Linked DNA regions of Mus musculus: region 2 is linked to region 1. A link is a loop called in an ENCODE intact Hi-C map of the cell type or tissue named here. Cell type or tissue: left cerebral cortex. All regions are shown on one strand. Links, peaks and the distances in the headings refer to the core of each region. The heading gives the core; the rest is flanking DNA. Region 1 has its middle 12 kb from the start of Atp5g3. Region 2 holds the start of Hoxd13 (homeobox D13).

Evidence for each region. A loop is a pair of places that touch in the nucleus more often than their neighbours do. Peaks named below come from ENCODE experiments on the same cell type or tissue, not always from the same donor. Only the 100,000 strongest peaks of a DNase experiment are listed, where the experiment ranks them.
Region 2: a loop joins it to region 1, with 4 times the contacts of the local background. A loop is called at or near these places in 5 of 42 quality-filtered maps.

Annotation. Positions count from the first base shown.
Region 1 is chr2:73,915,935-73,931,014 of GRCm38, forward strand. No RefSeq gene overlaps it. Among named protein-coding and RNA genes, the nearest start is that of Atp5g3, 12 kb to the left of the region's middle. In left cerebral cortex, for the core only: a CTCF peak has its summit at 9,304 (motif pointing right); DNase peaks (open chromatin) are centred at 9,365 and 9,856.
Region 2 is chr2:74,657,976-74,673,055 of GRCm38, forward strand. It overlaps Hoxd13 (homeobox D13), which reads left to right and starts at 10,250. Exons shown (of 2, transcript NM_008275.4): 1 at 10,250-11,103; 2 at 11,911-13,628. The coding sequence starts at 10,335. The coding sequence ends at 12,161. It overlaps Gm31790 (a long non-coding RNA gene), which reads left to right and starts at 3,576. Exons shown (of 3, transcript XR_374674.2): 1 at 3,576-5,956; 2 at 6,850-7,051; 3 at 8,513-8,916. It overlaps Evx2 (even-skipped homeobox 2), which reads right to left and starts at 1,582. Exons shown (of 3, transcript NM_007967.3): 1 at 1,018-1,582; 2 at 1-72. The coding sequence starts at 1,444. In left cerebral cortex, for the core only: CTCF peaks have their summits at 4,035 (motif pointing left) and 5,783; DNase peaks (open chromatin) are centred at 4,015 and 5,785.

The sequences.
Region 1 (15,080 bases), core at 4,657-12,656:
AGCAGGAGCCGCTGACAGGCGCCCTGGGAAGAGCAGGAGGCACTTCAGAGCTCCCGTTCTTCTCTACAGATCCTCTTTCTTCATCTTCATTTATTGCTTGCTTTTTTGGTTCTCACAGAGCATGGGTCCCCAAGAGATTTTGTTGTGCTTATTGCTGTATCCACAGTTAAAAAACAAAAATGCTTGGCTTACTAATCCATTAATTAATTTGAGCAGTCAGCAAATTATTGAGCAATAAGGTTGAGGAATACAGAAATTGTTTATCTTTTATTTTCATCTGTCTGTATTATTTGATATATAGTAAAATGGACAGCTTAAAAATGTAAAAATCAGTGTGTTAGGAATTTTTCAATAATTCACAGTGATCAATAACATATTATATTCTCTATTGTGTTTACATTAATAGAAACAAAGGTTAGCGTGATGAAATAAATACTAAATTTCAGGTCTTAGTGATGGACTTGGATATACTTTAGGCAGTAGCCCTACTCAATATTCTTTAACTTATATTCAAACTCCTAATAATGTATATAGGAGTAAGCTATCTGTGTTTGAAAATATCATGTGTCTGTTTGCATGGCTTCTTTATGTTGGTTAGAAGTATTTTGTACACAGGGAGGTTTTACATAAATTTCAACGGGTTTGTATTCTATTTTATTTTATTTTAGTTTTTTGAAAACCAACTGTTAGTGTAAGTTCCCATTCTTCCTTGAAAAATCAAGACCATTTTTTTTTAAAAGAAGACTTGGATATTTAACATATACTTAAGGTATGAGAATTTTTATAGCACTAACAAAATATCTGAGAGAGTCATTTCTTCTTTTTTAATTAAAAATATTTTCAAATAGGGTGTGTGTGTGCATGTGCATGTGAATGTATGGTGGGAGGGTGTCTGATGAGGCTCCAAACATGGGGTCCCCCTGGAGCTGCCTGATATGGGGGTATTAGGAGCTGAATTCTGATCCTCTGGAAGAGCAGTACATATTCCTAGTCACTGAGCCAGACCCAAGAGAGTTCTTTCCGCCATTTTCCCCTATCTAGTCCCTGGGAGGTATTTATGGGTACATTACCAGCCCCCATGTTATGTGATTATAGAGCTACTCTATCAATTAAGGAATTCTGGGGCTTCCATATTATGCAAATGCCTTATGCTGATTAATGTTCATTTTTGAATCCACGTCTGGATCATTATGGCCTTATAAAGGGGTAACATGGTTACACTGCACTAACCATGCTTTTCTTGGCACCTTTTCCCCACTACTAATTTAAAAAAGGGTGTCCATTATATAGATAATATACTTTACACTACCCATTTCACCTTTCTAAGAATTTCTAATCTAAATAATGAGATTAGTTTTCGATGGCACAGCTCCAAGTCAGAGAGCCTGGCTTAAAGTCGTGATGGATATGTAATTTTAAAGTGTATTTTTCAGAAGCAAAGCATTAAAGAAATACATTCTACAAAATAGAATCTCTAAGTGGAAACATTAAGATTTGCTCATATGTTAAATTAGGGCTTTGCTGAAATTGCCTCCTTCATTGGAAATAGGCAAGACCAAGACTGTCAATTTTTGCCAACACTGGAGATGAACTTGTCAGATAAACACTTATGATCAATAAATACAGCAAAGCCAAGAGTGAAACTGAATGGATGAATGAATGAATGAATGAATGAATAAAGGCTTTGATTAGAGAGGTCTGGTTCTTCTGTGAGATGAACACATTCTGACTTGTAAAGCTGCGCATGGGAAAACATCCTGTCCTGTTTTTGCTTACATAGCAGGTCAGTCATTTAAAGAGAATGGCCAGTGTTCATGTGTCTGTGTGCACATTCATGGGGACCACATGTTACTTAACTGCAAATTCTATCGTTGTTCTTGGTTAGTCTTCTGTCAGATTCTCTTTCTTGACCACTTATAAGGGAGTCTTTTCAACTTCATTGACCAGAGCTCATATCTGCACAGAAACACAAACACTGAGCATTTATCCTTCAAGGACCAGTGAAACTTCCAAACAGTGTACACTGTTGTGCATCTATGGTCCCAGATATTGAGAGACAGGGACAGGAGCATCACCTGAGTTCATAAGTTTGAAGCCAGCCTAGACAACATAATGATACTGTGTCTCCAAAAAGCCAAGCCAAACTAAACCAGAACAATTCCCTTAAACTACCTCAATAACAAATATTCAAGTCATTTAAAAAATCATACAATGTTTATATTTTAGACTCATACTTTAATGTAATTTAAATGTTTTTGAAAAAGGTTTCATTTTATGTGTGTGAGTGTTTTTCCTCAAAGTATGTAAGATCACTTTGTATTTGTCTGGTGCCTAAGGAGACCAGTAAAGGGCACCTGATCCCCTGGAATTGGAGTTAGGGCTTAGTGTGAGCTGCTGTGTGGTGGTGGAAATAGAAGCCAGGTCCCCCATAAGTGCTCTAAACTGGTGCCATCTCTCTAATGCCTAAATCAAGTGACCAATTAAATTACTTAATTCTTTCCCATTTTATTCTTCAAGAGGCACGCCATGATTTCCCTGCCTTTCTTCACCTTTCCCCCACCATCACCTACGTAAAGGGTATGAGGATCTCAGCTCTAGGTACACAAGGAGATTTATTATTTATTACCTTTCTTTCTCTGCTTTGCAGCTTCTTTAGATGAGTTTTGGAAGGCTTTTTTTTTCCTTTAAAGACATGATATCATATTGTCCAGGCTGGACTAGAACCCACTGTGTAGTCAAGGTTGACTCTGAACTCCCGATCCCCTTGCCTCCATCTGGCCTACACTGGGATTACAGGATGGGCCACCATGCCTGGCATGGAGGGAGGGTCCTTTCGGTAGGTAGGATGCTGCTTCAGTTCTACCTCCTCTGTGAGATGCTTATGCCCTAATCCTCAGAGCCTGTGGATGAGCCACCTCACATGGTCTAAGGGACCTCAGAGATGAGATTAAGGATATTGAAATGAGGAAATTACCTTGTATCTGGATGAACACAACGTAGTCACAAGAGCCTTTATAAGTGAAGCAGAGGAGAGTCAGGGGATGCCGTGATGGAAGCAGAGTTAGAGTCACACAGTCTGAGCAAGACTCCACTGGTTGTTACAAGCACTGAAAGCAAGGAAGAGGCCACTAGCGGAGAATGGAGGGTGGTTTCCAGGACCTAGAAAGGGCTCAGAATAGATTTACCTGTACAGAAGGAGCATAATGCTTCCTGCACATGGGGTTTAGTCCACTGAGACCCAGGTCAGACTTCTGAACTCCAAAGCTATGAGATAGCAAATCTTGCTGTAAGTCACTAAGTCAGCGACAGTTTGTCAGAGCAACATCCCGAAACTGAAAAAAGATGTCAAGCTCTTGTCAGATTCCATTTATCCATGTTCGGTCTATTCATATGAAAGCACAAATCAACCGGGTGGGGCCAAGGTCTTGATTTGGGATTCAGGCTGTTGAGTTACCCATTGTCGAGTGAGAGAGGTCGTTTGTTACGGGTCTTACATTTGTACAACGCCATAGTTATGAGCAGCGGTAGCAGGCAAATGAGGACATGATCCAAGAGGGCAGTGAGACCAGGCTGACTCAGGACACTAAAAGGTTTTTGTTTTTTAAAGGTTTTTGAAACAGGGTTTCTTTATGTAGCCCTTGCTGTTCTGGAACTCTCTCTGTAGATCAGGCTGGCCTTGAACACACAGAGATCTGCCTTTCTCTGCCTCCTAATGTATTCCACCACCGCCTGGCTTGGGTACTTAAAGTTTCGAGAGATACTTTGTAACTGTGCCTGCTTTGGTTCAGTAAAACTCACAGGGATCCAAACATGTGCCGCCAAAACTCAGCCGGAGAGTAAAACCCCAAATCCACAGAGCTCGGGTGTGTGGGTGTGGTGCTGGCAGCAGGAGAGAAGTTAAAATCAGACCAAACGCTTTTACTGTCTCCCTTTGCTGTTGCCAGACTATCTAGACAAACAGCATTGCCCCTGAGATTTTCTAATTCCTTTTAGAGATCTCTTGCCTCAGCGTTTTTATTTAATTTGGATCTTTAGCCTGCCAAAATACTGGCTCTCAGCCTCACTGGCACATGCTTTGATATCTGACCAACTTCTTTTTTTTTTTTTCTAAATGTAAAATGATCTTTTAAAAACTATAAGTAACTAATGCCTGATGTTGGGTTTTTTGTTTTTGTGTATGTATGTATGTATGTATGTATGTATGTATGTATGTATGTATGTATGTATTTGCTTGTCTTTGTACCTGGTGGAAGCATTGTCGGCCCAAATGGGGGAATTTCATTAAATTTTGTCTGTCTGTCTGTCCATCCATCTATACATCCATTCATATATTCACACAAGACTTACCTGCATTATAAGTATTTATATATAGAGTTAATAGTATTGTGGGAACTAAAAGGGGCCGGGGGAAGGAGTGGGGAGGGAGGATAGACAGAGTTCCTCCTGTGCTCTGGGCAGGCAGACGCGGGTTGCCCCAGGTGGGCATCTAAGCCTCTGACCCCACTCGACGGGGGTGGGGGTGGACAAGGGGCAGCCCCCGACCTGGGGAGCCCCTGGGAAACACCCTGTCTCCCTGGGGTTATGGGAGAGAGGTTCCCACACAGGTAAGAGTCTAGGCAGCAGCCTTGAGGAGCAGAGACTGTCTATGGTTTTAGAGCTTTATTATAGAAAGGCAGGGGGAAAGAGAGAAGGTAGAAAAGAGAGAAAGAGAGACCGGCCATGGCCAAGAGGAAAGAGGGGGGAAAGGAGAGAGAGAGAGAAGAAAGGCTAGAGAGTAAGAGGGAGAGAGGAGTGAGAATGAGAGGAGTGAGAGAAGTGAGAGAGAGAGGAGAGGCCAAGCAGCCCCTTTTAAAGTATGCTGCTATCTTTTCTGTTGCTAGGTAACTGGGGAGGAGTTTAGCCTGAAGGTCAGAAGCTTGGGACATTGCCCACATGACTTCTAACCATGCTTCTCTTGTGGGGGCTGTGGGGCGCGGTAACTTAGACAGGAACCAGATTTCCAGGAGACTTGAGAGAACTTCCGTTCCATGTAGGTAAATTATCACCACCTGGTCCCAGAGTTCAGCATCTCAGCTCGACTGGAGACCAGCCTGTCTGTGCATAGCCCAATGCCCCACAAGTGCTATTTGTGCCTTTAAAGACATTTTCATTATTTACCCTCCTATCTTCTTCTGTATTTATCTCCTCCCATTTTCTATATTTATCTCTCTGTGTCCCTTAATTAGAGTCTCCATTTTCCCATTCAGATCACGTGTAGCCTGCTATTCTCCCTCGATTGCCCCCGCCCCGGCAATGGTCCCTTTTTACTTTCCTGATTTCTGCAATTACTCCAGGATATGTACTTACATAAAGAGTTTGAGTTAGGAGCCTCAGATGAGAGAATATGTGACATTTGTCTTGAGACAACTCTTTTGAGTTGTTGGTCAGGGTTGTCCAAGAGACTCCCGAAACATTATAGCTTTTGTCATTGTCTTTGGTTGTCCCTAAAGGTGGACAGTAAATCCTTACTGTTGAAGACACCATGCATTTCAGACACAGGGTCCAGAGACTCCTAAAATGGAACTGAAAGGGAAGTCTCCTTCTTGAGGAACACAGCTACCAGAAGGTACCATGCAAGCATCCAGAGAAGGGAGGTAGCCAACAGTCCTGCCCAGCTTTGACACCTATGAGCCATGGCAATGGCCAATATGGCACAGTAATCCTAAAGCTGCAGTCATGATATCGGTGTCTTGGCAGTAATAACAGCCCTCTGGTTGGACTTAAGATCTGCTCAACAAGAAGGAAATCATGCCTGGAACTTAGCCGACTATTCAGAGCTAGTGAAGTCATGGATTCTGAAGGAGAACCTACAACCATTACTTTACTAAGCCAGCATTAACTTTATTCCAAATATCTGTCCTTATTCCCACTGATAGGTGTAGTCCTCACACCTCATCATAAAAGTGTATCATCATCAGGCATAATAGAAAAGCCAATAAAAACCACATTGGCAAGCTGTGTGTGATGGCACATACCTTTAATCTCAGCACTTGGTAGGTAGAGACAAGAGAGTGTCTGTGAGTTTGAGGCCAGCCTGGTCTACATAGAGAGCTCCAAAACAGCTAGGAATACACTCATGCACACACACACACACACACACACACACACACACACACGAGTGTGGGGGGAGAATGAGAGAGAGAGAGAGAGAGAGAGAGAGAGAGAGAGAGAGACTGAAACAGTGGATCATATGTTTAAGACTGTCTCAAATAAAGGGGTTGGAAAGAACTTAAGAGTAGGAGGACGTAGATGGCTGTCGCTTCCTGAACATGGCGTGTCCATTGCATTTTTGAAATGACATCAGTGTTGGTTACCCACACAGGACCTTCACAAGACTCGGGTTACCTGGATGCAGGAGAGACTCATGGAACCCCTCCGTCTCCTGAGGACCCATTGGCAGTTAATGACTATCCAGCAAAAGGTGATATAGCTACTGACTGACTAGTTGTCCATGCTTCAGTAACTCCTCTACCTATGGCCATGCAAGCAATGCAGATTAAACTCAATAGGAAACACACACACACACACACACACACACACCCCTCTCATACACAAAGAGGTGTGTGTGTGTTTCCTTGTCTTTTGCTATAGCCCTGGCTGGCCTACAACTTTAGCTCAGGCTGGCCTACAACTTTAGCTCAGGCTGGCCTACAACTTTAGCTCAGGCTGTCCTACAACTTGTGGGGATTCTTCTGCTTCTGCCCATTGACCACTTATGAGAACTAACCACGGTTGCCTCTTAGTGGTTTTGTATTGGGAAATTTAAAACATAATCACAGTTAAGAGGGATTGTGTTAAATTTCCATTTATCTCTTGGCTTCAACAGCAGCAACACATAGTTTTGTGTGTTCTGTTTTCCATTCCTTTTCCTACTATCTTGTGTTATTTTGAAATAAATTCATAAAATAATAACATTTAAAGTATAAATGTTTGAGTGTGATCTCCATAAGGACTCTTCTGAGAGATTATAATCTCAATGGCATTGTTACATTTAGAATATTTAGCAATAATTCCATAAAATCAATATGCAGCTGATATTCACATCCCTCATGTCTTGTAGTATATATTTAAAAACAAGTTTGTTGAACTTAAGGACCTGGCCAGGCATAGCAGTGGAGAGACTGGAAGGGTGCAAATTCCAGGCCAGTCATGATATAAGGAGCCGCTGTTTCAAAAGTAAGCAAACGGGCTGGGAACAAGCATACGTTCTACAGCCAGTTATTGACCGTTTCTCCTGGTCTTCAGGTTCACCCTCGCTCTTCCAAATGTAGTAACTGTAGAAATGGTGGTCATATAGCTTTCCACCTTCTGAATCTGGACACTTTTATCTTCATGACATCACTTAACACTCTCACCAGAACTCCTTGCTTCCTATAAATTGGTAAATTGCCCTATAGGCATGGTCAGATTGGATTTTTACTTTCTTTACTTTCCATGGGTACCATTTAAGAGACATGTTATATCTGCTTGTCTTTCTTCTGATGGTAAAATTGACCAGTGAGGTCAGCTTGAATTTATTCACTGTCTTTTGCCATTGGCTTCCCACCTAGTGACTCTAGTGTCTATAATAATGATACCTCCCAGATGCTTCATTCTTTAGAACGGAAAAAACGACAGTGTTCTTCTTTGTCATTTCCCTTTCATTTATCAGCTGGAGTCATTTTACAAAGATTTTTTTCCCCATTGCCAACTATTTTCGTTGTGTTGTCTTACAGTTAGAACAAAGAAGATATGATGAACTGCTGATTCTCTCTTACTTACCAGTTGCCTGAATGAAACATATATGGTTTTAAGCTTGAAAGAATGCATGCATGTATGTATGTATTTTTATGTGCATATGTGTGTGTCTGAGTATATTATGTGCACTGTGTGTGTAGAAGACCATAGGAAGGCAGAAGAGGACACTGGATACCCTGCAGTGACGGGATTGTGAGCTGATGTGGGAGAATTGGGAACTAACCTTGGGCCCTCTGAAAGAGTAGTGAGCGCTCTTAAGCACTGAGCCATCTCTCCAGCCCTGCCACATGCAATGTTATTTATAATTTCAAGAACTGAGTCAGGAGTGATTATTCCTACAAGGCAACAGCAGGTGATAAATGCTGAAGTTGGGTTTTGGGTGATTTTCTGTGTTTAAAAGAAGCCCAGACAAGGTGCAGTGTAAGGGGCAGTCACAGATCCACAAGAAGACCCATAGAGTCAACTAACTGGGGAGCACGGGGACTCACAGAGCCTCGGCCACCAACCAGGGAGCATGCAGGAGCTGGACCTAGACCTCTTACACATTTGTAGCAAATATGCTGTCTCTGTCTCTGTTCCCTGCCATTGGGTCCCCTTCCCCCTACCTGGACTGCCTGGTTGGGCCTCAGTGGGAGAGGATGTGCCTAGACCTGCTGGGATTGGATGTCCCAGGGTGGGGTGATACCCAAGTGGGGCTTCCCCTTCTCTGAGGGGGAGGGGAGGGAGCAGTGGGGTAAGGGATTTGTAAGGGTGGGACTGGAAAGAGAGGAGGGGATGTGATCAGGAAGTAAAGTGAATTAAAAAAATAAAATAAATAAATTTTAAAAGGAAGATTCATATTTTAAACATTTTCTTTATTTTAATCTTTGATGTACATTGTTTTACCTGCATGTATGTCTGTGTGAGGGTGTTGGATCACCTGGAACAGAAATTAGAAACAGTTGTAAGCTGCCATGTGGGTGCTGGGAATTGAACCTGGGTCCTATGGAAGAGCAGTCAGTGCTCTTAACTACTGAGCCACTGCTCCAGCCCAGTTCTCTCATATTTCATTATTTCTCAAATCCATATAAGAGCAAGCATTATACCCGCTGACATTTCTGTATATGTTTCTTAAGGACCAGAAGACTATCTATATAACCAGAGTACTGTAGCAAATTCAGGAAAGAATTCATTGATATGAAACTTTTGTCCACTGTTTCATATCCCATATAATTTTATGAGGTAAATTTATTTTTCAGCGCTCCTAACATAATTTTAAAAATGAGGCGACCATGGATTATGGAGGTTAAGAGGTTGCCCAAGTTCACATAAGACATAACTTGTAAACCTTTCTTTAACATATTTGCCAGAAAGTAAGTGCTCTGTGATAACTTGGAACATTATATTAAATATCGGCTCTGTTGTTATGCAACAGTGAGAGATGTATGATGAAAAACATAGATGCTTTTTAGCTTTTCCCTGTTTCTTAAAGCACTGTACACTCATGCTAATGGCATTGGCTGGAAATTCTGCAGTGTGCACCTCAGAGAGTACCCACTTGGGGGCACCCACAATGCAGCTTTTCTCTCTGTTCTCTTGCCTAAAAGCTTCCAGCCCCGCAGAGCTGGAATAAAGCCAGCCGACAAGCTCAGTCTGTTCTGGAGAACTCAGACAGCCAGATCTGATGTCGCCAAAAACCGGCTTCCTTTCTCTTCAAGTCCAGGGGGTAGCTCAGCTTGTGACCCACACATAAACCATGATGTGCTGCTTAAAACAATAATTAGTACATTTGCTACAAGCCAAATGTGCTGCTATATATATAATGGTAAGATTTAAGACCAAAGACTAAAAATAATTTGCTGATAGAAAAGATATATTTGTGTAATATTTTTAAAACTTATGCTCTGCCAAAATTAAGAACACAATAATCTAGCAATAAGAAAGGTCAAGCCAAATCTACATATGTTTTTTGAGGCAAGGTCTCATGTAGTCCAGGTTGGCCTCGAGCTAGTTATGTAATCTAGAAGAAGTGAGTGCTGTGTTCACACACGGTGTATAAGGGATGGGACTTTCTCATGAAGACAGTAGAGGGGGCTAGGCAAGCACTATACAGACTGAGCTATAGCCTCGGCCCCCAAACTAGGTGTTTTTAAAACTTGTTCTTGTCTTGTATTCTCACCTTACTGGCTCTCCAATAGGACTGTATTATTGTTGGTCCCCAGAGCAAGGGAGGCTCTTTGGAGCTATAGCTGCAGCTGCCATCTCCTGGTCAGTCATCTGGTGTTCACCTCTACCAATAGTTGAAGTTCTGATGGGATAAACTGATACCAAAGATGCTCCCGGCTCAGATGTTGTTGCTGTGACCATGCAAGGAAGCGGTCCTTACTCTGGAGCAGGAGTGGGACGGTATGGAGAAGAATGAGGTTCACTAGACGTGGTTGTACCTTGTCCCAACTGGAGGCATTTGAGGGTAATTGTTTTGTTTTTTTTTTGTTTGTTTGTTTTGTTTTTTGTTTTAAAAAGATTTATTATTATATCTAAGTACATTGTAGCTGTCTTCAGACACACCAGAAGAGGGCGTCAGATCTCATCACGGATGGTTGTGAGCCACCATGTGTTTGCTGGGATTTGAACTCAGGACCTTTGGAAGAGCAGTCAGTGCTCTCAACTGCTGAGCCATCTCTCCAGCCACGAGGGTAACTGTTTTTTTGGTGCCATATAAATCTGCCTTTCATCCCCCGACGGGAGTAGGGGGAGCCAAAATATAAGATCAGAGAGCAACTGATGAGGTGACATGACTCAAAAGACTCCATTAAAAGAGGAGCAAATTGGACCAGTCATCTGGTCATTTATGAGAATCCGATTTGGGAAGTAGAGTATGTGGTGGGTAACAGTCATTGATATGGGAGGATATCTACAAATATGGTACCACAGGCTAGAGATCAAGAGCAAAGCCAGGTTTCTGAGGAGGCCACATTCTGAAGAAAGTAAGATGCTAATTAAGCCTGCTGTGAGAAGACCCAGGTAAGAAAGAGGGACGGATCTAGTTCTAGGGGGAATGCCAACAAGACAGGAGGGGGAGGGGCGGGGCTGGGTCTCTGGTAGAACACCTTGCAGAGGGTTCAGCTCTCACTCTTGAGTCTCTGCTTCCTTTCCTGCTCTGGGCCCTGCTCACTGACTGCCCTAAGACCTCAGTTTTTACCCTAAGTTTTAGAAAGAAATGACTTGGAGAACTGGCAGTGAATATCTTTGTCCTTATAAGCAAAGCAGTGTAATAAAAGAGCCATATAAGGGCCATTGACATGACATCAACTATTTATAATTCACCAGTGGTTACCTTGTACCTTCAAGAGATCTATGAGGATGTGAGGATAGGACCAGTAGTTTGGGCTCAGTAGATAGACATTTGCTGTAAACCTGGCAACCTGAGTCCAACTCCCAGAATCCACAAAAAAGATGGATATGGAGAACCAACTCCACAAAGTTGTCCTCTGACTTCTAGTACTTCTCCAAGCCTTCAGCTACAGTTCCTGCTTCCAGATTCATGCCCAGGGTTTTTGCTCTGGATTCCCGGTAATGGACTTAACAAGCTGTCAGGTGAAAGGAGCCCTCTCCTCCTCACAGTGCTTTTGCTCATGGTGTTTTATATAACAGTAATACCTTAACTAAGACAAAAGATATGGCAGTCAACTGAAGCTTTATGAGACAAAAGTCCAGGGGATTGTCCTAACCAGTGGCTAAGGGATTTGAAACGAATCACAAACTTCAAATTACAGTGTTAATTAAAGTGGGCAGAAGATATCCAGAGGCCTGCCCTCCATGTGGCCCACCTGCAGCAGGGCCACTTGCTATGCAAGCAAGTGATGGAGAGGTGGGACAGAAAGATGAGCAGCACAATTTGAGCATTATGGGAAGAGGTAGAGCTAGAGACGTGAGGGTGAAGAAGAACAGTTCGCTGTGAGTAGCCTGCCCTGTCACCTGAGGCCATGATGAAGTTCAAGCCTGTGCTGCCACTGAGGGCCATGTCTGGGCCTGTGGCCATGCAGAATCAGGGGTCTGTGTCAATCTGTGTGACCCACATTACCACTAAAGGCCATGCAGATCTCCCTGGTTTGGGCTGCCACCTAGGAGCTTGTTGATGTTCAAGGATTGTGAACACTGACCATGGCCTTCACTGGCTGTAACATTCTGGAGAGCTGGCCCCACCCCTTGCTGACTGCAGCAATCAGGAGAGTGGGCCCTGCACCTCACCTGGACAAGCACTGTAGAACTGACCTTGGTGGCATGGGGGTGGGTGAGCTGGCTCCAAGGACATGAAAGCAGGAGAGCTGGCCCTGCCCCTTGCCAGCTGCAGCATTGAGTAAGCTATCCAGGGCAGTGTTAGAGAGCTGGACCTGGTGGTGTGGGTACAGGGGAGTTGGCAGGCTGACCAACTCAGCTACTACCCAGGTCCAGATTCAGGGCTTTAAGTTGGTCTATCCCAACATCTACCCTATGTATGAACTTCTGGAGGGCACACAGGAGCCAATTCTACAGAACTAAAGCTATCAGATCTTCATGACACAGAGCAACAATATGATCCCCAGTGAGGATCCAGTATTGATGGTGTAGCAGAAGCCAGAGGACTTGAACCAGACCAAGGACTCATTGCAATGTGCATTTGCAAGTAAAGATGTGTACCAAAAGGGCATACTGTGTAGCACACTGTGATACACTACAGCTTCCGCTACAACATGGTTTTTATTTTTTAATTTTTTATTTAATTATTTTGTTTTTTTCGAGACAGGGTTTCTCTGTGTAGCCCTGGTTGTCCTGGAACTCACTCTGTAGACCAGACTGGCCTCGAACTCAGAAATCTGCCTGCCTCTGCCTCCCAAGTGCTGGGTTTAAAGGCATGTGCCACCAATGTCCGGCTTTATTATTATTATTTTTTTAAATTTTCTTTTGTAGGGGAAGTTTCAAGCTTTGGGGGTGGGCATGAAGGGATGGGGAGATTAGTGGGATTAGGGTTCATGATGTGAAATCAGAAAGAATAAGTGTCTTAGTCAGGGTTTCTATTACTGTACAAACATCATGAACAAGAAGCAAGTTGGGGAGGAAAGGGTTTATTCAGCTTACACTTCCACATTGCTGTTCATCACCAAAGGAAGTCAGGACTGGAACTCAAGCAGGTCAGGAAGCAGGAGCTGATGCAGAGGCCATGGGGGGATGTTACTTACTGGCTTGCTTCCCCTGGCTTGCTCAGCTTGCTTTCTTATAGAACCCAGGACTACCAGCCCATGGATGGCACCATCCACAATGGGCCCCTTCCCCCTTGATCACTAATTGAGAAAATGCCTTACAGCTGGATCTCATGGAGGCATTTCCTCAAATGAAGCTCCTTTTTCTGTGATAACTCCAGCCTGTGTCAAGTTGACACAAAACCCAGCCAGTACAGTGATCCCTTGTCAACTTGACACACAAACACATCACTATTAAGCCTCAAACCTTATTTTCTTATTCATCTCCAAGATCTAAATAACTTTAAAAGTCCCACAGTCTTTGCAAATGCTTAAAATTTCAATCCCTTTAAAATATCCAATATCTTTTAAAATTCAAAGTCTTTTTACATTTAAAAGTCTCTTAACTGCAGGCTCCACTAAAATACTTTTTTCCTTTAAGAGGGAAAAATATCAGGGCATGGTCACAATCAAAATCAAAATCAAAATCAAACTACAACTGTCCAATATCTGGGGTCCACTCACAATCTTCTGGATTCCTCCAAGGGCTTGGGTCACTTTTCCAGCTCTGCCCTTTGTAGCACACACCTTGTCCTCTAGGCTCCAGATGCCTGTACTCCACTATTGTTGCTGTTCTTGGTTGTCATTCATGGTACTGGCATCTCCAAAACACTGCTTGTCCTCCCCTGTAACTAGGCTTCACCAATAGCCTCTCATAGGCTCTCTTCATGGTGCCAAGCCTCAATTACTTTCCATGACCCCTTCAGTCCTGGGACATCAATTGCTACTGAGGCTGCACCTTCCCCAATGGCATTCCATGGCCTCTCACAGTGCCGAGTCTCAGCTGCTCTGCATGACCCCTTCCTGCCTTCAAAACCAGTACCACCTGGGTGACTCTTACACATTACCAAGTCCAGCCATAGCACAAGGTACAACTTTGGCTATCTCTGGAACACAACCTCTTTGTGCTCTCAGAAAACACCTCTAAGAAGATATCACCTCAATGATGCTGGTCTCTTCTTAATCACTTCTTAATTTCTTTGCTTCAGGTAACCAGCATCAATAGTCCCAGTAATGCAAAGGATTTGCTTTAGTAGTTCTGGTATCGTGTTAGTCACAGCTGATTCTTCAGCCCCAGCTAACCAAAACCACAGAATCTTCACAATCAAAACAGCAATGGCCTGATAAGAGTCTTTAATCTTCCCTCTGAAATTTCACAAGCCAGGCCTCCATCTTCAGCACTGTTCTCAACATTATCTTCCAAGCTCCTACAGAACATCCCACAGAGCTCTTAACATCCCAGTGGCTCTTCTAGCTCAAAGTTCCAAAGTCCTTCCACAGTCTTTCCCAAAACATGGTCAGGTTGTAACAGGAATACCCCACTCCTGGTACCAATTTGTCTTAGTCAGGGTTTCTATTCCTGCACAAACATCATGACCAAGAAGCAAGTTGGGGAGGAAAGGGTTCATTCAGTTTACACTTTTCCACATTGCTGTTGATTACAAAAGGAAGTCAGGACTGGAACTCAAGCAGGTCAGATAGCAAGAGCTGATGGAGAGGTCATGGAGGGATGTTCATTACTGGCTTGCTTCCCCTGGCTTGCTCAGCCTGCTTTCTTATAGAACCCAAGACTACCAGCCCAGGGATAGCTCCACCCACAATGGGCCCTCCCTATTTGATCACTAATTGAGAAAATGCCTTACAGCTGGATCTCATGGAGGCATTTCCTCACCTGAAGCTCCTTTCTCTGTGATAACTCCAACTTGTGTCAAGTTGACACAAAACCAGCCAGTACAATCAGTAAAAAAAAAAAAAAATTATTTTAAAAAATATGCTAGTTAAGGTGAACTGGGAATCCTGCTGTATGTTTCTCTGAGCAGCAGCTATGTTGGTGATGCCCAGTGAGTTTGATTTAGGTGAAAGCAGGATCCTGGACAGCATGTGGCATAATCAACATAGATTCTGAGAAAATAGCTTGGCCAAGGCTAGATGGATTAGCAGAGTCTGAGTGAAACAGTCTTACATTCAAGGCAGCATGGACTACTGAATAGGCTGGAGCTGTTATCAAAAGGTCACACTGACTAAATTGCTAAGGCAGATGTCAAT
Region 2 (15,080 bases), core at 2,523-10,522, 740 kb after region 1:
CATGCAGACTACCGAGGCCCGAGCCGGAAGCCGACGTCGTGGTGCCCGCGACGGAGCCGCTCTCCGTGTACCCTAGCAAACAAACAGTTCACAGCTCATGAGTAGTTGTAGGGACCGAGAACCCTGAGTTGGGGTTGCTAGCTGGTGGCAAAAGAGGCTTTGAGAAGGAAAGTCGCTGTCAAAATTGATGGGATCTGTCAGGCTTACAAATTGCTGCCGTTAATGAAATCAATGAAGTTTGGGGAGCCCTTCCTAACCAAATAATAGAAACAGAATTTGAAAAGGTTGTTCTTTTTCCAATAATTAGAAAATTACCACTCGGTAGGAAAATTTGCTGGGGAAGAATGCCTACCTTGGAACCAGTTTAAGAAGCTGTGGGTTTGACAGTCTAGGAACCATAGGGCAGCTCTTTATGCGGCTTCCAATCTTTCTTTGACAGCCTTTGGGGTTAAAATATCTTAGGATTTTCAAAGCATTTGCAGCTCAAGCTCAAGCCAGTAAAGGGAAGGAGGCGCCCACTTTTCAAACTCTTTTCTGTCCGCTGACTTAAGCGGTTGAGCAGAGGTGCGAGGCCAGACTCTCTGTCTCAGACTTATCCAGAGGAGTGTCCCCTCTACCCGGCCCTGGGGGCTCCAGAAGCAACTGAGTTCGGAGCTCCTGTCCAGGGCACCCTTCCCAAAAAGCAACTAAGCCACCCGGGCTAGCAGCGCTGTGTCGCCTCGCCCCAGCTCTTACGCCCCAGCTCTTAGATCGGCAAGCGAAACATTTGCTTCGATTCAGGCAGGAGCCTGGGCGCTTGGGCCTGGCTCCCTAGGCTCCACAGGCCCGGGCTGTGCTGGGATGCTCAAAGAACAGAGCCAGAGGGACCAGTTTTTAGTATGCATCCCTCCCCTGCCCCTGCCAGCTCTGTGAAGCACTTTAGTTAAGAGTCAGAGACCCGCTAAGGTGTGGAAAGGGCTGGCCAGGCCCTCGAGAGAGCCCAGAGGATGAGGCTGGAGTCTGCGGGTACCCGGTTACCTTTGGCATTGTTTTCCTTGAGCGGTGCAGCGCCCAGGCCGCTGGGGGAGCGCAGTGCGGAGCAGCCCACCTCCACGTCGCTGCTCATGTCGGCCTCGGCGGCCGCTTCGGAATAATGACTAGGCTTCTTGCGGCTCTCGGTAGCGGAGGCAATTTCGGAGGAGACGGTGCTTTCGCTGCTCGGGTGCTGCAGGTTGAACAAAGTGTCTATTTCGAATTTGCCTTTGGCGGGGAGGTCTCCCAGAGCTCCGTGCAGCGGGGCGGACGGCAGGCGCGGACTGAGGCGAGCCGGGTGCTGCGAATTTTCCAGGGCCTCGAGCACAGCACCGCCAGCTGAATCGGACAAACTGGAGAACCTCTTGCCAGCAGTAGGGCTGTGGAGCCCTCTTTCCATCAGAATCATCTCTTTTCTTATTCTTTCCATCATCTCAGCTTTCTAAAAAATGTCACAGTGGCCTGGCTGTCCCGTCTTAATGATGGGCTGCGCCCAGGGCTGATTCTCATTCAGCCCCAGCAAGCGGCTCTAAATATTATTATCTCTTTTGGAGGGAGGCGGAAAAAATTGTGGGATGCCAGAGCGAGGGAATGACTGGTCAAAATGACCCATACATCCTTCCGAGTCGGAGATGTCATTCATCAAAAAGTAGCGCCCGCTCGTCATTAAGGTACGAATGACGCCGTTCGAATAATCATTTATTGTAACAGGTTTATAAGCAAATAAATACACGCTCCTGTCAGTGGGTAATGAAGGCGACTTCAGAGCAGACAAATAGATCCAGGTAGGAGACGAGAAGACACGAGAAGTGAGGAAGAAGGCTCCGGTCCTTTGCCCGCTCCCAGCCAGTTCTGCTCGCCCGGGGGTTTGGCCTCGGGGGTGAAATTGACAGTCTGATTAATAGAGCACGCCGCGGCGCATTTCCCCCTTCATTTAGGGGCATCATTACGCTCTCAGTTTGCTGGGTTGCCCCTTAGGTCCTAATCATGCAGCGCCTTCCTCATTTCTCCACGAACACAGATACGTGTTAAATAATAGATAATGCTTTGATTTTTCCAGGGTAGATTCTTGAGAAGTTTTTGTTTTGTTTTGTTTTGTTTTGTTTTGCCTTAACATTTACAAGCTGGGGGCGTAAGGGGGGCGGGTAAAGGGGAGGATACAGGAAGAGTTGCGTAAGAAGACCTCGCGCCCACTCCTGTCAGGATTACTTATCTTTCTGTTTTAAGAACCAAATATTAATAATGAGTATTTTATTTAACAAATAGAATTCTGAGTTCTTTCTCTCTCCTTACTTTTTCCTCTCAGTCTTGATTCTCCCCTCCAACACACACACACACACAGAGAGAGAGAGAGAGAGAGAGAGAGAGAGAGAGAGAGAGAGAGAGAGAGAATATATCTTGTAGACTTTTGAAAATGCTTTCTTGCTACGTGGCTGAGGAGGTACACAGGACCCGTGCCGTGCCTCCAAGTGGAAATCATTACATCTTCTCTTATTTTCTACCACTGCTTGCAGGCTAACTTCTGAACTCGAAGACCTTAGATTTTTTGTTTTATAATCCTCTGATGGATAAGCTTCTCACCCTCGCATTCTCCCTTAGGGGAAATAAACTAGACTGGAGGATCTGATAGTAGAAATTGACAGCTAACTTTAAACACAATCATGATTTACCGTACCATAGCTCCCCATCACAGAACCCACTTTTTAAAATTGCCGGCTTTCTCCCACCCTTCTCAAATAGAGGAATTCGTGGTGAAGTAACTGGGTTTTGGGGGTCAAAGTGGAGGGAATGGAATCTCCTGCTGCCTCCCTTCCTTTCCCACTTTGTTCTTCTTCCACTTCTCCATCCTCCCCCTCCTCCACCCTAGGCCCTTACCTGTGGCCCCCGGTGTTCCTGGTGCTGACTGGGGGCACAGAGAGTCTCCAACCAGCCTTGCCTCTTCTCCTTCCCGCCTGAGGCTGGAGGCTGAGCCTCTTGGCGATAACTTTGATAGTCATAATGACGCCGGTGGCAACCATTTTAAGGAAGATCAATCTTCACTCAAATGCGCTCATCTCCTCCCGCGCTTGCGCCCCACCCTGCCCGACTCAGATGCGTCGTGCCAGTTTGCCCGCCTGCTGCCCCAGAAGCAGAGCTTTGTCCGCACTGGCGAGGTCCACGGAAGACAGGGACAGGACACAGTGGTCTAGCGCGTGAGCTTCCGAAGCAGCCTAGAGAGCCTGGCAGTCTTGATGCTGGTTTTGCATCCCGGTCACAGGACTAACTGAGACCCTAACCCGGGCCCCCCTCCTTCCCGCCTTGAGACACACCCAGCATATTGGGGTGTGTTAGGGGGTAAACCTCTGATCTAATTGCCCATCTGTCTGTTGGCGCTTTCTTTTTAACCTTGGACCCGTTGGGGGCGCGTCAAGAATGTAAGGGGAGGTGAGGTGTGAAATATATTTATATACATGTGTATACATATATAGTCAATGCCAAAAGTTTTTCACCTCTTCCCCTTAGCGCCAACTTATTTCTACAGGCAAGCTTGCTGGAAAAAAAAAAAAAAAAAAAAAAAAAAAACAATCCCACCTCTTTAAAGTTGTAAGTGGAAAATTGCATAGGCTCGCAGGCTTAGGAGAATTGTCTGGTGGGCGATGACCTCCATTTGAGAATTTGACCCAGCATCCACCTTTGCCCCTGTCCCAGTGGCTATTCTACCCTAGTGGTCATTCAGTTCCTGGCACTTGCATTGTCCTCAAGCAGGATTTTGGCTACCTCTCTTCGCTAATCACACGTCCAGCTCTGCGGGCGCCCCCAACTGCTTCTCAGCCAGGACGCCCAGCTCCACCGGTCCAGGCAGTCTGGGCCCCAGTGTCTCTGGGAGGATCCTGCTACCTAATCCTTCTCTACCCAAGGGACTAGAAGAGAATCTTTGGTCTAGGCTAGGCTCCATGGGGGGCCAAGACCCTGGCAGCAAGTGGTCGCTCAGCCTGGGCGGAAATCCGCCGATGCCTTTATTGCTGTCATTTGGCGCCCCCATCTGTTTTCCTCGCGGTTTCAGCAGCTGTGAGCTGCTTTTCTGTCGCAGAAACCTCAGTGGCCTAGGAAGATTTCTTACCTTCTTCTACGACCCACCGCCTCTGGTTCCAAAAGCTGGCCAAGTACGACTCCACTCTACTGAAAATGAAAAAAAAATCATTTCTCCGCGACACCTTCATTCATTAGTGGTTTTGAAACTACCTTGCACCTTTTAAGTAACACTGATACTGCATTTCCAGGATGTCTATTGCCCCACATATACTTGTGATCTTGTCAGGGAAACTACCTCAATGAAAAACATCCATAACTTTTCACTGCCCTTAGCAGAGGATAGCATTTCACAGTGACTATTCCATTTGAATAGTTAATGTTCCTTTAGAACATTACCTATTACTAGTAATAATATTGACTAATTTGTATAACTCATTTAGTATACAATTACAAGTGGCTTTTTACATAGATCTACCTTCTGAAGACCAGAGAACCCCTGGGGAATTGCCCCGCCCCTTTAAGGAAACCTCCTACACAGAGAGCTTTGGTAATTGTTCATGGTTTATACTTATCTCCAATAATGGATGTCATGGGGGGTTGAAAGTTTTGCATAACCGCTTTTTTTTTTCTTCATGTTACCTGTCTTATTTAAAGGCAGGCCTACCTCAAAAACATTACACCAGTGGAGGAGAGAGAGAGAGAGAGAGAGAGAGAGAGAGTTACATTTGTTGAAAAAATAGTCATTTCATATCCTTTCCAGAAAGGAGAGGATGAAATTAGAAATGGACCCAGTTTTCAGTTTCTGATATCTTCAAAGTACCATCACCAAGAACAAGAACACTCAGACAAAAATCTAACCCAAACCCCATGCCTTCAAAGGGCATCTTCCACCTATGCGAAGGGCATGCCAAATTTTTAAGATTGGGAGTGAGGTGACATACAGGAAAAAATTTCTCTGTATTACCCAAAAAGAACAGTTTTGCTGGCAAGAATGATGTAAACAAAGCAAGGGCATTTTCTTTTCCTCCTTTTCTTTTTCTCCTTCCTTCCTTTCTTCCTTCCTTCCTTCCTTCCTTCCTTCCTTTCTTTCTTTCTTTCTTTCTTTCTTTCTTTCTTTCTTTCTCCTGGGGTGGGGTTAGACTGCCAAACTAAGTATTTGTTTCTTGTAAACAGTGAACATTTGACCTGTGACTTCAGGTTAAAACTTGTTCTAGACTTGCAGAGGGATGGGTCAAGAGTAAAGCCCCGTCGAGCAGCAACAGGGCCACGGGATGCGGTGGTCTCACCCAGCTCTGGGCTTCCCGGTGGAAGATGCCAGCCACCCGTTCTCAACCCGAAGTAAGTCTCAAGCTCGCTGGAGAACTTATGGGAGTGCAGATGTTGTGAACGGGCAGTAAACACCTGCAGAGTCTGAGCTGCGGGCAGGGCATGTTTTCTTTAGGCTAAGTGTGGTCTTCAGGACCAGGTTTCGATTTATAAGAGAGGGTGAGGGTTGGACTAACCAAGCCAGTCTTCTAGGCTTCCTACTCTCATTTCTCCTCAGGCAAGCCTCTAGCTTTCTGCCTCGCCTGGGTCAGCTCATTTAATTTAGTTTTCCTTCTCCCCTCCACCTTCAACTCCAAGTTACCCTAGAATGGTTGTAAGTGAGGGAATTGGTGGCTACTTTCTTCCTGGACCCCGAGGCTAATCAGATTTGCCAACTGCCAGGAGTTTAATGTACCCTCAGATCAGACCCAAGAACTTGCAGGGACATCTAGCGCCAAGCGCGGGGAACTGCGGTCGCCTTTCAGGGATCCGGAGCATACCACTGGCATCCTTTGCCAGTCTCTCAACTCCTTCTACATTTTTAGGCATTTTCCTACCCTTCACCCGCTTTGCTTCGCTGCTATGCATAATGTGGCTTGCCCGTGGAGAATGTGAATTATTTGAAATGGTAATAAGCTTCTATTTGACTCATAGAATAAGCATTTAGCAAGTTAGAAAAGTTGTTTCAAAATGTCAGACAAAATAGCAAATTGCAATCTTTGCTTCTATTTAGGAAGAAAGAAAGAAGTTATTCGGTCCTTAAGCCCTGGCCCTACCTTCTAGAGCTCTCTAGAAAAGCTCAGCATTTCTCTGGAAGGGAAGACCCTGCCTGTTTCCTACAGTCCACAGTTGGAGGTGGTCTCTTCATCTCAAATAGGGCCCTGCTGCCCAGTGGGAGGCAAACTCAGGATTTTTTTTTTAAGTCACCTGGTATTTAGAGGGGCGGGGGGTGTTTGTTGTTGCCTGAGATTTTCATTAAATATAGGCTAATTTTGTTGCTAAACCCAAAAGGATTCCACCTTTTAGATTTAGAAAATGCCCCAAACACAGGACATCTGGCTGTTGCTAGAACCTGCCTTATACACAAAATGTTGTGATTCTCTTGGGGTTTGCTTCATATTTTGTTTGCTCTGTTTTTTTTTTTCTCAGCCTGAGTGAAGTTGATTATTAGCTGGAGAGGAAAAATTAGCTCCAGAGCTGGCAGACAGACATGGTCAGGAACAAAAACCAGCCAGTTCTTCTCAACTTAAGACCCTGCTTCTAAACTGAGACGTTTTCTACTGAATCATTGGTTTCTCAAAAGTTAATTAAAAGGGTGTTCTGTATTTCCTGGTTGTGGTCATCAAGGTAAATACTTTCAAAGGCATCTCCCACAACCCTTTTCTGGCAGGATCCTGCCATCCTGGTTGTAATCGTCATCAATTGTGTTGTTAATTGAGCTCATTGCTGTCTTGGTAAACAGGACACTTCAATAAGTCTAAGTCATAGCCTGTATCCATTCATTTTTCCATCCCCAAACAGATGTACAAATTGTGAGATCTACAAGAAAGAACAGAGGCTATGTCTGTCTCCAGCACAGATTCAATACTCAGTGGGGCGCTTGAGGAAGGAAAGAAGAAAGAGAAGCAAATGGAGAGACGTGGAAGGGGATTGGGGCAGCAAAGGACATCATGGCCTTTCACCCAAATCAGGAAATGTAGCTTTTTTTTTCACAGAACAATAGGTAAGTATTTGGAAATTATTTTCATTGCTAAACTCTTGCTTATCCTTTTGTTAAGATTTCATTGTGATGTGCTGCCACACAAATATAAGGCTCACCCTGTGCTCTTGGACATCTGAAAAAAAAATGGTTATAAGCCTGGCATAGAGGTTCATGCCTGTAATCCCACCCCTTTTGAAAATTTGAGGACAGCCTTGGCTAGAGAGTGGATCTATGTCTCAAAAAAAAAAATTGAAGGAAAAAAATAGATTACAATTAAATTTCAGCTTGAATACAGTTTGGACACAAGATATCCAAGCTAAACGAAAACATTTCTTCTTATTTAACTGCAGCATCCTCTCTATACCTGCCTACCCACCCCGTAAACTACCAACACCCTAATTTTACCTCATAATCAGCCTCAGCAGTCTGGCTCAACAGCAGTGACTTCCCTGGGATCCTGGGATTTGGAGTTCTACCTGTGGGCCCTTTCAGAGACCTTTTTCTAGTATAACCTACTTCTGCATATCTAAACTTAATTTTTGTTGAAGTCACAGACAAGCTGGTGATAGAAAATGATAAAATTCATTATTCAAAACTTTCTTTATTTCTGAATAACCTTTGAAATTGGCAGAGAAACCCTAAGTTCTACAAGGGCACCACAGAGCGTTATAGGGAAGAAGACTATATCAAGAAGTTTTAGCCTAAGCATTAACTCCTATATTCTCCCAGCCAAGCACAACTTATTTTCTTGTGTGGTAATTTAAGCAAAGGTTGAGACTTTAGTTTCAAAATGTGACAATTTTTGTTTTAACTTTATTTTCTTCGATTTAAAAATACAATGCTTATCAAATGTATTAGTCAGATTTTTAAAAAATGGTACTGAAGCCCAAAGAACACAAAACTACTAAATTATTGAGTTTTAGGAGACTGAGGTGTGTTGGTTCTGGCTATTTCTGTTTAATTTGTTTTTAAAAACGTTTCAGTAAATGTTTAAAGCCATAGGGGTGCGGTGGGGGAGTATCAATGGCTCCCAAGTTGTTCTTTCTCTGTGAGTAACAAGAAAGGAAACAAGGAGAAAATACAACATCTCATTGTTACTCTTTTTCAAAAGCTCAGAAATACTACTACCTGGCTCTTCAAATGCAATCCAGCTTCCATTCTAACTTTTGTCCTTTCTCAAGCAATCAAAATTATCGCGATCAACAAATTACTACCCATCACAATGCTGCAAAAACCTGGAGAGACCCTCCGGGTTTGAATTTGACCATGACCAGGTCTAGGATTTTTAAAAGTTATACAAATTCTCTTAGTTTCCAGTACCTCTCATAACCTACACCCCCATCCCCTTATTTGAGCCTTTTATGGTTACTGTGGTTTTTGTGTCAACACTCTAATGCCATCAGCCCACCCTGTGATGCCAGACCAGACCAGGCCCAGAAGGACCTTGCTCACTCCTTTTCTTCTTTTCTTCTTCTTTCTCAGAGCTTATTTTCAGAAGGCAGTGACGCTGAGTGACAAGCTGGACTTAGTATTGCACGTTTAGGGGAGTGATTTTCTTAAAAGATAAACTGGTCTGAAGGTTGATAGTACAGCATCAAACTGGCCCACTTTGAGGCTCACGCACCCACCCAGCACTCTTGACTAACCAAGTCTAAAATAGCTCTCAGGAGACCGACCTAGATTCAAATCAGAGCTCACAAGGACGACCCATAAGTTGTTAAGACTCTGTGAGAGGAGGTGGAAATACAGAGCGATTAGAGCCACCCTACCTAACTCTATCTGGTATTAGCTCCTCCGGTACTCACAACTAGAGCCTACTCTGTCCCTATGAAGTTCTATGAACTCGGACTGCGCCTGTCACCAGTCCGGACTTTACTTGGTGGTGGTGGGGGGGGGGGGGGCGGACAGAGAGAGAGAGAAGAAGAAGAAGAAGAAGAAGAAGAAGAAGAAGAAGAAGAAGAAGAAGAAGAAGAAGAAAAGAGAAGAGAAGAGAAGAGAAAAGAAAAGAAAAGAAAAGAAAAGAAAAGAAAAGAAAAGAAAAGAAAAGAAAAGAAAAGAAAAGAAAAGAAAAGAAAAGAGACGAGAAGAGAAGAAAGGACACCCCCTTGACTTGACACACTCAATTCCCTGCTGTTGGCAGCCTGGAAAAGGAAGCGAAACAAAGGTCCCTGGGAAAGTGAAGTTTTCAATTAATTGGTGTGAGTAACGGGCGGGGGTGGGTGGTGGCTGCAAAAAGCTAGAGGCCGGTATGCTGTGGGCGAGGCGCAGAAGATTCGTGGCACTCTATTGAGTGGCTTTCTCCTCCCGCGCTGGTACGGAGTCTTTTGGGCTGGGCAGGAGGAGGCCAAGCTGAAGCTAAGGCCAGCCTGGCAAAGTGACTGCCGGCTGGCCAAGAGCAGAGACGTGAACCGAACATCTGTGGACTTCCTAGTTGCGCCGATTGTCAGGCTTGCGGCTTCGAGATGAATTCTAAGTCTCTGATGCTGCCCCAAGACTGTTTCGTGAGTATTTTTGTGGGCCGATGGTGCTGTATAGGAAGGATCTACTCCGACTGATGTCCTATGTGTGGAATACTTTTACCCGTTCGTTAGGTATGTTCAAGGTAGGATGAGCTGTCTCGAATTTGGGGTGACGCGGTAGACTAAGGAAAGATGAGCAACAGGTTTTTAAAAATAGAATTGCTCTGTTTTCTCGTCATTCTGCTCATCTCTGTCCTTCATCCTCACTTTGGTGTGCAGCTCGAGGAGCCAAAGAGCAGTGGCAAAAACAACGGTTGCGGAGATGAAGCGCAGGCCTCGGCGCCCGCCTCGCAGACAGGCCCGAGATGGGCCGTCGCGCAATCAGGGGGTGGCTGCAAAGTCAACTCCTGGGTCTGGGGGAGGGCGGGGATGCGAGGTGGGCCTCCCAAAGGGCTGAAGAGGGGTGGGGACCGGGTGGGTGGGTCCAGCCGGACCTGGGCTGGGAGCCAGGCTCTCCCGCGCCCCCACCCCCACGTGTCCCGGCGCAGCCAATGGCAGGGTCCCCGGCCGGCGCCCTCGGGGCGGGAGACGGCCCCCTGACCGTCCCAGGCCCCCTCCCAACCTGAACTTCGTTTTTATAAACGTCCCGCGATGAGCTAACCTGTTGGAGGGCGGGCGGGCGGGCGGGCGGGCAGGAGGCGGGAGGCTCGCGGAGGGAGAGAGGACGGGAGGGAAAGGGCGGGAGCGAGCGCGCCGCGGAACACAGCGAGGAGGGAGGAGGCGCAGCGCGCCATGGTGTCCTGCGCGGGGCCGAGGCCGGGGCCCGGGCCGGGCCAGGCCGGGCCATGAGCCGCTCGGGGACTTGGGACATGGATGGGCTGCGGGCGGACGGCGGGGCCGCTGGGGCGGCACCGGCCTCCTCCTCCTCCTCCGTAGCAGCGCCTGGCCAGTGTCGCGGCTTCCTGTCGGCGCCGGTGTTCGCGGGGACACATTCCGGACGCGCGGCGGCGGCGGCCGCAGCAGCGGCGGCGGCAGCGGCGGCAGCATCCAGCTTCGCTTACCCAGGGACCTCTGAGCGCACAGGCTCTTCGTCGTCGTCGTCATCCTCGGCTGTGATCGCCACTCGCCCCGAGGCTCCTGTGGCCAAAGAGTGTCCCGCGCCAGCGGCCGCCGCGACCGCTGCAGCACCGCCGGGCGCTCCCGCGCTGGGCTATGGCTACCACTTCGGCAACGGTTACTACAGCTGCCGCATGTCGCACGGCGTAGGCTTACAGCAGAACGCTCTCAAGTCGTCCCCGCACGCTTCTCTCGGAGGTTTCCCGGTGGAGAAGTACATGGACGTGTCGGGCCTGGCGAGCAGCAGCGTACCGACCAACGAGGTGCCCGCAAGAGCCAAGGAAGTGTCCTTCTACCAGGGCTACACAAGTCCCTATCAGCACGTGCCTGGCTACATCGACATGGTGTCCACTTTTGGATCCGGGGAACCTCGGCACGAGGCATACATCTCCATGGAGGGCTACCAGTCCTGGACGCTAGCCAACGGGTGGAACAGCCAGGTGTACTGTGCCAAGGATCAGCCACAGGGGTCCCATTTTTGGAAATCATCCTTTCCAGGTAGGAGCAACGAAAAAAGGGGAGGGAGAAAAAAGAAAAGCCCCTATTTGGGAGTGGTTACTTATATTCCAGGCCTGACCAGGTATAATCCACTAGAAAAATTTGTTTAGTCTCTGTGATCTCTGACTTTCCCAATTAAAAGCGCCTCTGCTATGTTTTCCTTCCCGTGAAGCACAAGTGCTTTTTATCCACTAAAGTTCAAGATCTTTCGTTACCTTTGCTGCTTCCCCCTTCCTCTCCCTCCCTCCCTCTTTCCCCTTTCCCTAACCCCATCCCCCTCCCTTCCTCACTCCCCTGACTAAAGAGGTTTCTGAAAGGTGCCAGAGTTGGGTCCCCGTGTTTTCAAGTGGGGTTCCAATGACCACTGAAGCTTCTTAGAGCCCATAAACTCCCAAACACAGTAGAAGAGATTAAAGCTTGAGTAAAAGATCTGAAGTGTGTGTGTGTGTGTGTGTGTGTGTGTGTGTGTTTGAATGTATGCAACTGGCAATTGCAGAAACTGTCCTTATGAGCTTCCCCCAATAACCAGACCATAAAATCACAGGCTTGTTAAAATGCCGGTTTGAAAAACCATGATGATCCATCAAATTAGCCTTTGTCTCAAAGTGCAAATAGTCTTTCTTTAATACTGTGTAAATAATATGTCTGTGTAAATAATAATAAAGTATAAACAATCTCATTTTCTTTATTCCCTCCCTTCCCCCGCCCAGTACTAACAAATAACAAACGCACTCACATTAACACAACTCAAAGCTTAGGTGTTCCAAGTATCCAGGCTAATGTTTCCCCTGCTGTTGTTTATGCTAGGAGATGTGGCTTTAAACCAGCCGGACATGTGCGTCTACCGACGGGGAAGGAAGAAAAGGGTGCCTTACACCAAACTGCAGCTCAAAGAACTGGAGAATGAGTATGCCATTAACAAGTTCATTAACAAGGACAAGCGGCGGCGGATCTCAGCTGCCACGAACCTTTCGGAGAGACAAGTAACCATTTGGTTTCAGAATCGAAGGGTGAAGGACAAGAAAATCGTCTCCAAGCTCAAAGACACTGTCTCCTGATGTGGGCCAGGTTGGCCACAGACAGTTTAAATGCGTTCAGTTGTCTCCAAAAAAATACCTTTGAAAAGACTTGAAAATGTATTTAATTTCCCTCCCCCTTCCCTGCCTAGAAAGGCAAGCATTGTGAATCCTTTTCCCCCCTCTCTATCTCTCTCTCTCTCTCTTGACCTTTATCTGGTTCTAAAACTTTTTGCTGCCCAATCCGACTTTGTAATTCTATTTCTTACTTGCTTATTATTGGTTTTGTTCTTGTCTAGGTTTGTTTTTATAATTTTTAAACATTGTTTCTCCCTCCAGGCCAGTATGAGGAAAAAAAAACTTGAAGTATTTTTTTCAATAATCCCCCCAAATGAATTTCAGAAGTGCCCTTGTATTTAGGGGTTTATTTTTTTAACAGGATTTTATATGTGTTTCCAGCACTGATTATGCTTATAATCCATTAGGCCAGAATCGTTTTTTTTAGCCTTTCATACCCTGTGATTGTGTAATTGAATCATTAGCTCTCAGAAGTTTCCCCAAGGCAAGTGGAAACAGCTCTTAGGCATTAGGTGATTTAGGACCGCTGGGAGAGTCTGAAACTTGGAGGTTGAAGGCACGTGATGACTTTAAAAGCAGCTACCTTATTAATATTGAAATTAAGACAATCACCCTTATCTTTGGCAGTCTCCTTTGCTGTTTTGTGTGGTTTTAACATGTCTTGTAGCTGTGATTTTTGAACCTGAAAACAGCATTCCTAGTGGATGCCTTTATTTCTCCAACTCTACATGCAGCTATTAAAATACTTACACTTGGCAGAGTGACTGGAGATAGTATAAATTCATCCCGTTCCTTGGGTCTGTGGGAATGGAGCTAAGGCCATCTCCTCAATCCTTGGAAAGAGACTCAGCCAATGTGGCCATGGGTGGGAACTTCTGTCCAGAGCTCAGTGAAGAAGTTAATTGTCTGAATGCATGGGCCTCTCAGAGCTTTAAAATATCTAACACATTTTTTAAATATGGAGCTCTAAGGACCAAGAGGGAAAAAGAAACTTCTGAAAGTGATGAACTACTTTCAAAAATGTTGCGTATTTATGGGACTGAAAGATTATTTTTGTAGATACAGTGTGTGTGAGCAGTGCTTCGAGCATTTAAAAATCACATTTTACTCCTAGGGAGATATAAATAAAAAGAACTCTCTTGTCTCCACTGAGTCTTCATCCATTTGTGTTTTTCAAGCTTGTGCTGCCTCTAGAAGCTGTTTTTATTTATTATAAAACTTTGCTCTCCTCGACATCTGTAGATGAAGGAAACAACACCAGTTCTGGTCTCTGAAACCTCCATGTTCTGTTCTCCATTTCTGTCCACCTCCTTCTAACACAAATAGTGATGTTTAAAATGAGGATATCATCTGTGATGTCTAAAATCATCATTTTAAAACCAGACCAACTCATTAAAAATCAATAAATTTTATTTCTTTCAATATTATCAATTTATTTGACATTTTTTTATTTATTAATCAATGGGTGCCTGGGTAGAGAAAAACTCACTGGAACATTTGGGGCCTACAGAGGGTCCATTGTAAATATCTTCGCTAGGAAGTTCTTGAAATTAGAGAAAGCCACATCCATATTTGGCAATCAATAAAGAAACGCTTCAAGCATCCCGTGTGGTATGCAGTAATTGACAACTGAAACTGCTATTATATACCCTAGCAACTAAACACAAGTTTTAGGAATCAGGAACTTTTTTTTCCTGATTCAGTCCTCTTTGCCACTCAGGGAAACGGGCCACAGAGAAAGTGGGGCTCCTTGTAGCCACTACTATAATCTAGTGCAAGCTAACTTCCTGATGTGCAAGTTAGTTGAACAGACTTCTAAAAGCTTACACAACTGTAATCTCTCCTGGTAGGAGGGCTTCTTGAGGGCTCTAGGAGAAACACAGGGCCTTCGAGTTGGTAATTACTTTCGTTTTCTCTGGTCCAGCTTGTCTTGTTTCACATCTTACTGCCAACTACAGAGGCCAACTTCGTTATTAGAGGGTGGGTGGGGAGGGTACAGGCAGAGAGAGAGAAATACAGATGCAGAATGCGGTTCAATTTATGAAGGATAAACCCCTGGAAAGGGAAGCACATCACCCTTCAGTCACTTAGGGAAAGACCTCTGTCTTAATACCTTAGCTATTTTGTACACAAGACATGTTGGGGGGCGGACAACCAACCAGCCAGCCAAACAAACAAACAAAAAAGTGGCCTTAGTTCCCCCCCCCAACCACCGTTCTCTCGGTCCCCTCGTTTCTTTTTCTTTCTTTTCTTTCTTTTCCTTCCTCCCCCCCCTTCCTTCCCTCCCCCCCCTCTCTGTAGGTTCTAGTCTCCAAGGCCACACTTCATCTCACAGGTCCATTTCTCAGGTTTCCTATATTGGATAGAGGGAATTGCCTCGAGGTTTTTCCTTTCATCTGCAGGTCGCACGTCAGTTTCGCTGAGCCTAAGAGAAATGGGGTTTGCTGAAGATTAAAACTGCGCTCAAATGCTCTCTGGTGGTATTTGGATTGATGGCTAAATGAGGAACAGATGAAGGCTTTGTTATTTATATGTGTGCCTTTTATATTCGGGATTGCGGGAGGAGGAGAGCTGGGGGTAAGTGGCTGAGGCCCTGGAAGTGAGGCCCGCGGGGAGCCCGGAAGGCCGAGGAAGTTCGGGGAAAGGCTTTGCCTTCAGTTAGATCTAGGCTGAGAGACGCTCAGAAATTTGGCACGGTATTAGCGATTGGGGTAGGAACCAAGATCCCAAGATCGGCAGATTGACTCATGATTCAAGAGGTGAAAAAGACGTTAGGACAGAGGCGAAAGGTCAAACAATAACACGCGGCCACAGGCTTCCTTGCATCAGGTCCCTTGGCTCCGCTGTCTGGGTCAGTTGCTACAACCTCTGGCTTTCGGAGAC